Linked DNA regions of Homo sapiens: region 2 is linked to region 1. Evidence: chromatin loops called from intact Hi-C (ENCODE). Cell type or tissue: dorsolateral prefrontal cortex. All regions are shown on one strand. Each heading gives the region's core, and the rest is flanking DNA. Links, peaks and the distances in the headings are about the cores only.

Region 1 (5,360 bases), core at 134-5,133:
CATCTTGTGTCATACTTTTCTTGGCTCATCATAGTAGATATATTAGTCTAGTAAAATAAGTTTGGAGACATTTATTTCTTTTCTGTGTATGATTGGAATTGCCTACTCATTAAAGATTTGGTAGAAGTCATCCATAAAGCCCTCTTGGTCTGTTTCTCTCTCTCTCTCTCTCTCTCTCTCTGTGTGCGTGTGTGTCTGTGTGTGTCTGCGTGTCTGTGTCTGTGTGTAGGAGGATGGGTAGCTTTTTAAATACATAGTCAATTTCATTGTGGTTACAGGGATTTTCTGTTTCTAAAGTCGGTTTTGGTAAGCTGTACTTTCCTAGGAATGTATTCCTTTTGCTTATGTTTTCAAATTTACTGACACACAGTGCATAATAAAACCTTTTCATGAGTAACATAATTTACTTTTCTCTTTTCTCTTTATATCCAGCTTGTTAGAGGGTTGGCTTTTGTTTTTCAGCTTTTCAAAGAAGCAGGTTTAAAATTTTCTCAATCCTCTCCATCATTTGTTTCTATTTCATTAAGTTTTATTCATCCTTATTTTTCTTTCTTCTACTTTTGCAGGCTTACTCTGTCATTTCTTTATGGCTTCTTGAATTGGATGTTCAGCGTGATGACTTTTGGACTGCTTTAGCCGCATCTCTATACTTCAGCATCGCACACCCAATGGCTTACTCAACATCTCCACTTTCACACCACTGGGCACCCCAAGCTTAATACAGCCAAAGCAGAACTCTTGATCTGCACCTCTGAAAATGTACTTTTCCTGTAGTTCTCCCCACTATGGTGAAAAGCACCCTTATTTCCCCAGTTGCTCAGGCCCCAATCTCAGGAATCATCCTTGTTTCTTCCCTTGCTCTATGCCCTACATCCAATCCTTTTGTTCAGTTCTGAAAACATATCTTGAATCTCACAACTTCTCAGAGCTGCACTGCTGCCACCCTAGTTAAAGCTACCATCAACTCTTTCTCCTAGACTGTTCCAGGGCCTTGCAACTAGCCTTGTGCTGTAGTTTTGTTTCATCACGTCCAGTTCTCCACTCTACACCTGCAACATAGATCAGACAGCTCCTGGCTCAAAATCCTCTGAGGGCTTCTCATCTTAGAATAAACTCTCGGTTCTGGCCGGGTGCGGTGGCTTACGCCTGTAGTCCCAGCACTTTGGGAGTCCGAGGCGGGCGGATCACTTGAACTCAGGAGTTTGAGACCAGCCTGGGCAACATGGTGAACTCCCATCTCTATCAAAAATACAAAAACTTAGCCAGGCGTGGTGGTTCGCATCTGTGGTCCCAGCTACTTAGGACGCTGAGGAGGGAGGATCGCTTGAGCTCAGGGTGGACGTTGCAGTGAGCCAAGATTGCGCCACTGCACTGCAGCCTGGGTGACAGAATGAGACCCCATCCCCACCCCCCCCAAAAAAGAATGAACTCCCAGTTCTCATAGTGGCCCCAGCTGCCTTTCCAATCACATTCCCTACCACTCTCCAGCAACACTGACTTCCTCGTTAGTCCCCAACATGCCAGGCATAGTCTCTCCTCATGTCCTTTGAACTTGCCTGGAATGTTCTTTCCCCAGATATTCATATGAGGGAGTAAAATGAGGGTGAAAACCAGCAGATATCTAAATAGCACCCCCTTCACTTAGTTTATCTTTCTCAAAGCCCTTATCACTATGTGAAATGATATATTATACTTATTTGTATGCTAGTATGAATCTTCCCGGCAAGAATGTTAGTTTGCTGTCTGTTCAGTACCGTGCATCCAGAGCCTGGAAGAGTGCCTGGCACATAGCAGGTAGTCAATAAATGAATGGGGGCAAGCAGCCAAATCAGAATCAGGTTTTCTTGCTAAGCATAGAACTAACAGAAGGATCATTGAATGGATTGGATAATGACTGGCATCAGGGTAAGGTCCCCTTAACAAACACTCCTGTCCTGAACACCTGGTTAGCTAACAGTTTTCTCATACTCTTATTTTCCCAAAACACAATTGCTGGATCTCAGCTCCAAATCAACTCTTCTAGGAAAGTGAAAAATTGCTGGATCTCAGCTCCCAAATCATATCTTCCAGGCAGAGCTAACATTGCCCCTTATTCACACCTCCACCAAACCATCTGATCCAACAGTGACAGGTGTCACGAGGCCTTGGCATGCACTCTCTTCCCCCGCCAGAGTTCTGCGAAAGCCAGGGTTGCGATTTGTTGTCAGTTTATTCCCCGCCTCTATGAGAGTGTGAGCACTGGGCAGGCTCGGATGAAATAATGCATTGAGTAGGCCTCTGAAACCAAGGCCCCTCAGCTGGGGCAACGTCAGGCTCCAGGGTGGGCAACTTTGCTGCTTCTGCCGAAGATAGTGATATTGAGAAAATGTGGGTGCAATGAAACGCTTATTGCAGCGCACTCGGTGCATCTGTGGACAGAGGGTCAATCGCCCCTCAGAGCAGCGCAAACAGGCGTCCCAAGCCTAGGCCTTCACTTGCCCCAGCATCCGCAAGGGTCCATTAATCCTTAACATTCAAATTCCGCCCACTAAACCAGTCCCTCCGCGCCCAAGCCGCCTCTTTTCCCCAAACGACGGCCGAAAGCAGCCAATCAACAGCTGGAGGGGTCCGCCCCCTTTTCCCTGGCCGAAATGGACAGGAAATCTCGCCAATTGACGGCATCGCCGCTGAGACTCCCCCCTCCCCCGTCCTCCCCGTCCCAGCCCGGCCATCACAGCCAATGACGGGCGGGCTCGCAGCGGCGCCGAGGGCGGGGCGCGGGCGCGCAGGTGCAGCAGCGCGCGGGCCGGCCAAGAGGGCGGGGCGCGACGTCGGCCGTGCGGGGTCCCGGCGTCGGCGGCGCGCGCGCTCCCTCCTCTCGGAGAGAGGGCTGTGGTAAAAGCCGTCCGGAAAATGGCCGCCGCCGCCGCCGCCGCGCCGAGCGGAGGAGGAGGAGGAGGCGAGGAGGAGAGACTGTGAGTGGGACCGCCGTGGCCGCGGGCGGGGACCCTTGCCGGGGGGCGGGGGTCAGGGGCGGGACGTGGCGCGGGAGGGGCCCGCGGGGTCGGACGACACGGCTGGCGGATGGCGTCCCTCCTCTCTACCCTCCCCCTCCCGCCGCCGCCGGTGGCGACTCTCCCCTCGGCCCGTCACCCCTGCTCGCGGGTGACCGTCCTCGGCGCGGCCTCCCTGGAGCCGCCTTCGCCTGACGCCCCTCTTCCTCCCGCCCTCGACGCGCATCCCGGCCCCCGGCCCCGCGGGCGCCCCTGTCGCCGGGGCTTCGCCTGTCGGGGCTGCGCGCGCTCCTGCCCTTCTCGGGGCTTTGGGCCGCGGCGCCGTCGCGCGCCCGCGGCCCCGGCCTCTCCCTGGATCGCGCTCTCCCCCTCCCTCCCTCGCGCGCCCCCTCTCCCGTTACTCGGCCCCCCCACCGGCGCGCGTGCGCACTTCGCCTCCCGTCGGGAGAGTGCGCCACAAGGGCTCCTGAGCTCTCACCCCCATCTCTGGGCTTTGCCTCCCCCTCCTTCTCGCCCATTCCATGAATTTCTGCCCCCCGCTACCCCCCCGCGAGCGAGTAGGTCCACCGGCTCCTTTCCCCATCTAGCAGGAACAAGTAGGTGGGGATTATTATCCACAAAAGGGACTAGACATTGTGTTCTGGGTCCCACAACTCATCATAAAGAGGTGGTTATAGTTCCCATCAGGAGCCGTGGGTAGGGGACTGTGCGTCCAGCAGCACCCGAGGCTCTTCGGCGCCAGAGGCTCTAAGGTGCGAGCGTGTCCCCAGGGTGCTCAGAGGTTCTTTGGAGTGCTGTGGCCTCGGAATGTGAGCACCCTCCCATCCTACCCTCCCCTTCGCCGGCGATCTTCCAGTTACATAAGTGGAGTGGGACATAGTAGGTAACGGGCTCTCATCGCCCTGGAGCGCTCGGGATCACCGGTACCAGATGGGGCAAGTTCATCGCGACGCTGTGGCTCCTGTTAATTGTGCCTGAAAGGTTATCCTCTGTTCAGTTTGGTCATGACCGAATCACCCAAACTGAAACTCAGATGACTTTTATATGGCAGTGGCAATGTTTCTGTGGTTTTGCACTAAAGACTTAAGGTCATTATGAAGAGTGTAAAAGGATTGCTGTCGCAGGGGAGACCGTTTATGACATTGCTAAGTATGGACCCCGAGGGGGAAAAAGCTCATTCTGGAATTGCTCTGTGGCGGTTGCTTCTGTTGCGAGTGTGTTCGGGTGTGGGTTGGTCACAGCAGAAATGGGCTCCACCACAAAATTGATATTCCTGACTCATGGTCAGGCAGATGTGTGCTTCTGGTTATTTTTCCAGGAACAGGAATGGGCTCTGCCGAGCCTTTCACACGTTGTGTCTCTGCTGTGCGGGATCAGTACCCCAGACTGTGAGATAACAGGATCGAATTCAGGGGTTGGTTGGTGATCCAGGAACCATACCTACTTGGATGTGATACTGAGTGGCCTAGACGTTGTAGGACTCTCATAAGTTTTAGACATTTTGTTATACTGTAAAAATGAAGCATATACGGCCTCAGTAGTAACATTGCACTAATAGGTAATTATTACTCTAGAGAATTTTGGGTTCCATGGCTGGAATGTTCATCAGTATCTCAGCAATTTCAGTTAATAACCAGATTAAGCTGACCTCTTGAGTCTTTTGAAATCTGCTGGGTCCCTATAATAAGACAGGGTCTGGATTTTTTAATCTTTTGGGAATTTCCACCAAGGATTTAGGGAAATAGGCTTTTATGGGCTTTTCAGGATTTCTATTTCAAATCCCAATGAGGAAGTCTAGGAAACACTTGCTTTTATTTTCTTGCCTGAATATGTCAGAACCTTAAATCACCCAATCAATCTAGAAGTACTACAGTTGATTAAAGTAAGTCACCACAGGTCACCCATTCGTGGCAGGTCAGCTAGGTGGCTGATCACTGGAATACAGTCATATCCCCAGGCATACACACGAGCCTCACTTGACGATCCCAAAGTTTGTACATCTGAGCTTGAGACGTGACAAGTTGAGGTCTCTGCTTTGTTCTTCATAGTTGGCAGTTTGTCTCCTCGGGTGCCCCTCCGGTTAGCTGTTTATCATACGTCTAGCCCTATCAACAGTGCAGGCAGCTTCCAGAGTATAGTTTTCTCTGCAAAGTGCCTGGTGGAGGGGTACCTCCTTTTCCATTGTCCTAATGGCTCCACTGGGCTTCCATACCAGCCCTTTCCAGTGTCTTAACAGCTCAAAGAAACCCATCTGTGGCTTTCTTGTTAGCACTGGCCTATCACACCTTCCTATTGCCTGTTAACTAAAATTTTGCCTGGAATGCTTTAAGCTTAGAGTACTGGGTCTTTGTTTCACCCGATTGATAG
Region 2 (5,360 bases), core at 52-5,051, 78 kb after region 1:
AAAAAAGGTTCTTTGTGTATAGCCAAATGACTGAAAGCACTGATATATTTAAAAACAAAAGGCAATTTATTAAGGAAATTTGTACCATTTCAGTAAACCTGTCTGAATGTACCTGTATACGTTTCAAAAACACCCCCCCCCCACTGAATCCCTGTAACCTATTTATTATATAAAGAGTTTGCCTTATAAATTTACATAAAAATGTCCGTTTGTGTCTTTTGTTGTAAAAATCAAGTGATTTTTTCATAAGGTTCTTTTACTATTGGAAAAGATGGGCAGCACGCAGTTTTATTTTATTTTTGTAAGTTTTTTAATACATGTGAAAGCAAAGAATACTCAGCATGCCTTTCTAAGTGACGCGTTTGCACCTTTTGTTGGGAAGTACTGTATCCTGTGCTGTTAGCATTCTCGATAAATCTCTCTGTGAAAGTGACTCAAGGTCTGGGCTTTCATTATAAGACAGAAGTCCCCCTCCAGCTCACATGACAGCATGGTGCTGCGTTTCCTCATTGGATCTGGCTGTCCCTGGACACAGGTAGCTGCCTTCAGGCCTGCCACGAGCGGCCAAGGGAAGCCTCCTCCATATGCTGGCCTCGCTGGCCCCTCAGCTTCTTCCAAGCCAGTGCTCTCCAGGCACACTGCTCCAGCGTGTGACGGGAAGGGCCTGGCATGAGTCAGCCTGCAGCACAACCTCCCTGCTCCAGACCCGTATGGTAGGGGCACCCCCTAGGTCTGGATGTGCTGTGGTGCTTTTGGACACCCCCACCCCCGCAGGCTGTGGCTCCTCCTGTGTCTCATTCTGGCCAGGACCCTCACGTGCCCTCTGTTGACTGCTAACGTGGTTCTCTGACCAGGCAAGGGCAGGCTGAGGGGTTTGCCCAAAGGGGGCCCCCTTGTTACTGGCTTCCTTGGCTCTCAGGAGCAGCCTCACCAGGTTGGTAAGGGGCTGGAGGAGACAACTGCTCAAAGGAGTCCAGCTTCACATGCACATGCTAGAAGGTACCCTCGGAAGGCCTGGCCTTCAAAGGTAGATCCCAGGGTTGAAAAGTCAACTTGTATGCATTGAGCATCTCGTATGCCAGCCCTGTTCCGTGAGCTGATGGGCCTTTGTGTGTAAGTAGGACCAAGTGCCCCCGTGGAGGTTAGCATGGGTGTGCAGTCATTTCAGATACTTGAGTTGGTACATCTCAGTAAAGTCTGTCCCGTGAGAAGCCATGGGTTTCATGGTATGGTTGGCATCTTCCTTGGGAGTGGCCACAGTGGTGGTGGCTTCAGGAAAGAGACTCCAACAGGGGCCAGCTGTGGGCCTTGGGCACTTCTCGTTTCTAGGAAAAGTCCTAAGTCTGTAGGGCTAGGGGTGGGGAACCCCTTCGCTGTCAGGATCAAGAGGGCAAGGGGAACTGTCGCTGGAGGAGACATCCAGCTGGAGAAACAAAAGAGTAAGTCTGCGTTGCTGCTTGTGGGGTCTTCCCCATCTCAGGGCGGGGACCGGGGGTGGCGGTCCAGACAAGTAATCAAGGACGATGCCCAGGAGGGGACAGGTACGGGGTGGCAGGAGCTCTGCCGGCGGGCTCAGGAAGCCTTCACCACAGCTGCCTGAGCTCACCCTTGCCAAATGAGGGCTGGGGCAGCAGCAACGCATACACTCACGGCTGTGGCGGGCAGCGTTCTCGGCATATTTCAGGACACCTAAGGAGACTGAATGGCTCAAGGCTGCTGCCGTGTGCAGGGGGCTAGACGTGGGGCGGGCAGGCAGGGCTCCTGGTAACAGCCCTGCAGGCCGCAGTGGAGAGCAGGGTTCCGGCAGGGCCGCCCAGGAGCTTTCGGAAGGCCCGGCCCCGGCCCCTTTCCGAGCAGCCCGGGCCTCCGCCCTGCCCTCTGTCCCCAACGCCGGGAGCCGCCGTTCGTCCTCCAGAGCCCCGCCCGGGCGAGCCCGGGAGGCCGATCGCCGCTCGCGGAACCCGCCGGGACCCGGGCCCTCCCCGGCGCGGGGCGCCCCCGTGTGACCCAGCGCGCGGCCGCGGCGCGCAAGATGGCGGCGGGCCCGGGCACCGCCCCTTCCGCCCCGCCGGGCGTCGCACGAGGCCGGCTCGAAGGGGAAGTGAGTCAGTGTCCGCGGACCCGGCCGGCCCAGGCCCGCGCCCGCCGCGGCCCTGAGAGGCCCCGGCAGGTCCCGGCCCGGCGGCGGCAGCCATGGCCGGGGGGCCGGGCCCGGGGGAGCCCGCAGCCCCCGGCGCCCAGCACTTCTTGTACGAGGTGCCGCCCTGGGTCATGTGCCGCTTCTACAAAGTGATGGACGCCCTGGAGCCCGCCGACTGGTGCCAGTTCGGTGGGTGGCGGCGGGCTGCCGGGGGGCGGGAGGCGCGCGGGCTCCTGGCGCCGACGCCTGACGCCCCCCGCCCCGCAGCCGCCCTGATCGTGCGCGACCAGACCGAGCTGCGGCTGTGCGAGCGCTCCGGGCAGCGCACGGCCAGCGTCCTGTGGCCCTGGATCAACCGCAACGCCCGTGTGGCCGACCTCGTGCACATCCTCACGCACCTGCAGCTGCTCCGTGCGCGGGACATCATCACAGCCTGTGAGCGCGGGACTCCGGGCACCCCACGGCTGGGAGGCCGGCGGGCCCCACGGGGCTCCCCCACCCGGGCCTCAACCTTCCTTTCCTTCCTTGGCGTCCCAGGGCACCCTCCCGCCCCGCTTCCGTCCCCAGGCACCACTGCCCCGAGGCCCAGCAGCATCCCTGCACCCGCCGAGGCCGAGGCCTGGAGCCCCCGGAAGTTGCCATCCTCAGCCTCCACCTTCCTCTCCCCAGGTAAGAGGGCCCGGTTGTTAGGCTCGGTGGACCCAAAGAAGAGCCCACCTTGACCACGGCCACGGCTGTAGACCCTGCTGCTGGTCTCTGCCTGCCTCTCACTGGTGTCTTTATGAAGCTTTTCCAGGCTCCCAGACCCATTCAGGGCCTGAGCTCGGCCTGGTCCCAAGCCCTGCTTCCCTGTGGCCTCCACCGCCATCTCCAGCCCCTTCTTCTACCAAGGTAGGTGTCCCCTGCCCCCCAGGGAAGATTCGAGACAAGGAGGAAGGAATTCAGCCTTTGATGTAGCGCAGAGCCCCAGTCAGCCAAGCTGGGTCAGCTGGGAGGCAGCTGTGGTGGGGAGAGCCTGGAGCCTTGGGCAGAAGGGAAGAGACAGGGACCCCACCTGATCCAGGCTCTCTTCCCACAGCCAGGCCCAGAGAGCTCAGTGTCCCTCCTGCAGGGAGCCCGCCCCTTTCCGTTTTGCTGGCCCCTCTGTGAGATTTCCCGGGGCACCCACAACTTCTCGGAGGAGCTCAAGATCGGGGAGGGTGGCTTTGGGTGCGTGTACCGGGCGGTGATGAGGAACACGGTGTATGCTGTGAAGAGGCTGAAGGAGGTGAGTGTCGCACCCTGGCAGGGACCCTGGAAGGCCATCAGATAACCCTCACCACTTCTCCAGCCTTTCCCCCTCGCTTCCCCACACAACTCCTTCAGCCCTCATTCTGGCGTAGGGTCCCTGGCCCCTTGGTGGTTCTGGGCCTCGGGTAGGTGGCACTGGTGGCCCGAAGGCCTTCGCTTCGAGAGCCTCACGCTGCCCGTCTTCCCTGCCCCTTCCCCCACCGCACCCTGGGGGCTGCAGAACGCTGACCTGGAGTGGACTGCAGTGAAGCAGAGCTTCCTGACCGAGGTGGAGCAGCTGTCCAGGTGAGGCCAGAGGGGGAGCCACACCAGGTCCCGTGGGGCTTCAGACCGCACACCACAGGACCTGGCTCCCTTGGGCACCTGAGGCCTGGCAGGCCCGGGCGAGCTGAGGCCCCAGCCAGGGCTGCCCACCCAGTCTGGCCTGATGGAAAGTGCTCCCCTTTTTCAAACAGGTTTCGTCACCCAAACATTGTGGACTTTGCTGGCTACTGTGCTCAGAACGGCTTCTACTGCCTGGTGTACGGCTTCCTGCCCAACGGCTCCCTGGAGGACCGTCTCCACTGCCAGGTAGGCTCACCTGGCCCGGCACGCTTCCCAGGACCCAAAGCACTCCTGACACCTGGCTGGAGCCGGGCGCGGGGCCTAGGGCTTTCAGCCTGTGTGAGTGGGTCCTGCCAGCAGGCCAGGCCTGCACTTCCAGCTCCCCAGCAGCACCCGGCTCAGGATTTGGCCCACGGTGGGGTCAATTTTTTTTTTTTTTTTTTTTTTTTTTTTTTTGAGGTGGAGTCTTGCTCTGTCATCCAGGCTGGAGTGCAGTGGTGTGATCTCAGCTCACCACAACCTCCACCTCCCGGGTTCAGGCGATCCTCCTGCCGCAGCCTCCCGAGTAGCTGGGACTACAGGCATGCACCACCACACCTGCCTAATTTTTGTATTTTTAGTAGAGATGAGGTTTTGCCACATTGGCCAGGCTAGTCTCGAACTCCTGACCCCAGGTGGTCTGCGCGCCTCAGCCTCCCAAAGTGCTGGGATTACAGGCGTGAGCCACCACGCCTGGCCCGACCCAATGTTTTCTATAGAGCTCTTTCCCAGGCCTCTCCCCTTTGCAAGCAGCGTAGCTGGAGGGTCTCATCAGCAAGCCCCGGAGGCGAGGGGGTCTGGGGCTACCAGCTGGACCACCTACAGCTGAGGGAGGGCCCCCTTGCCTCCTCCTGCATGCTGCGTTTGGGGAGAGCGGGAAGAATGCCTTCAAGGACTTCCCGACCACCAGGGACAAAGGGATGAGCCCTGGGAGCCGAAGCCCAGCAGATTCTATTGAACGTGTCCCCAGCCATTGCTTAAGAAGTGCAGGTCACGGAGACTTTGCTCCTCGTTTTCCAGAAGGGGGAAACTGAGGCCTAGAGAGTGAAGTGGCTGTTCCAGGCTGCACGGTGACAGGTAGAAGGATGGTTGGGATCAAGGAACGGCCATCCAGCAACCTCCCCTGTCCCCCTTTGCCACCCCAGACCCAGGCCTGCCCACCTCTCTCCTGGCCTCAGCGACTGGACATCCTTCTGGGTACAGCCCGGGCAATTCAGTTTCTACATCAGGACAGCCCCAGCCTCATCCATGGAGACATCAAGAGGTGAGGAGGGGCCCTTGAGAACTGCCGGGGCAGGGCCTGCAGCAAGGGGGGCCCCGCGTCCTATCAATGTGGGGATCAGGCATGGCCTGGGACCTCAACACCCCGGCATCGCACAGGTGTGGGAACGGGCCAAGGATGGGCCCTACTGATGAGCAGAGGCCCCCAGGCAGCTGGAGCGCTCAGGGCAGTGCCAGCGCTTTCTGTGGGCAAGGCACCGGGCTGGCAGCCTCGAGTCCAGCCTTATCTAAGCCGGGCAGGTGTAGGAGCTAGGACCGGGCTGACGCCACTGTCTTCTCTCCCCAA

What was found. Hi-C counts contacts between places; a loop is a spot of excess contacts. Peaks named below come from ENCODE experiments on the same cell type or tissue, not always from the same donor. Only the 100,000 strongest peaks of a DNase experiment are listed, where the experiment ranks them.
Region 2: a loop joins it to region 1, with 7 times the contacts of the local background. A loop is called at or near these places in 28 of 110 quality-filtered maps.

The regions. Positions count from the first base shown.
Region 1 is chrX:154,095,198-154,100,557 of GRCh38, reverse strand. It overlaps MECP2 (methyl-CpG binding protein 2), which reads left to right and starts at 2,841. Exons shown (of 3, transcript NM_001110792.2): 1 at 2,841-2,954. The coding sequence starts at 2,893. RefSeq lists silencers at 2,556-2,915, 3,001-3,239, 3,216-3,275, 3,336-3,415 and an enhancer at 3,736-3,825. In dorsolateral prefrontal cortex, for the core only: CTCF peaks have their summits at 2,375 and 2,595; DNase peaks (open chromatin) are centred at 2,647, 3,427 and 3,863; H3K4me3 peaks cover 2,905 bases; H3K27ac peaks cover 3,074 bases; H3K27me3 peaks cover 3,790 bases.
Region 2 is chrX:154,016,646-154,022,005 of GRCh38, reverse strand. IRAK1 (interleukin 1 receptor associated kinase 1) reads left to right here and starts at 2,104. Exons shown (of 14, transcript NM_001569.4): 1 at 2,104-2,329; 2 at 2,408-2,575; 3 at 2,678-2,809; 4 at 2,928-3,031; 5 at 3,219-3,407; 6 at 3,651-3,715; 7 at 3,886-4,000; 8 at 4,939-5,057. The coding sequence starts at 2,194. MECP2 (methyl-CpG binding protein 2) reads left to right here. Exons shown (of 3, transcript NM_001110792.2): 3 at 1-433. MIR718 (microRNA 718) reads left to right here and starts at 2,017; the gene lies at 2,017-2,086. RefSeq lists enhancers at 985-1,054, 1,170-2,139 and silencers at 1,825-2,204, 2,555-2,654, 2,665-2,734. In dorsolateral prefrontal cortex, for the core only: CTCF peaks have their summits at 1,649 and 2,002; a DNase peak (open chromatin) is centred at 1,964; H3K4me3 peaks cover 1,873 bases; H3K27ac peaks cover 2,704 bases; H3K27me3 peaks cover 3,870 bases.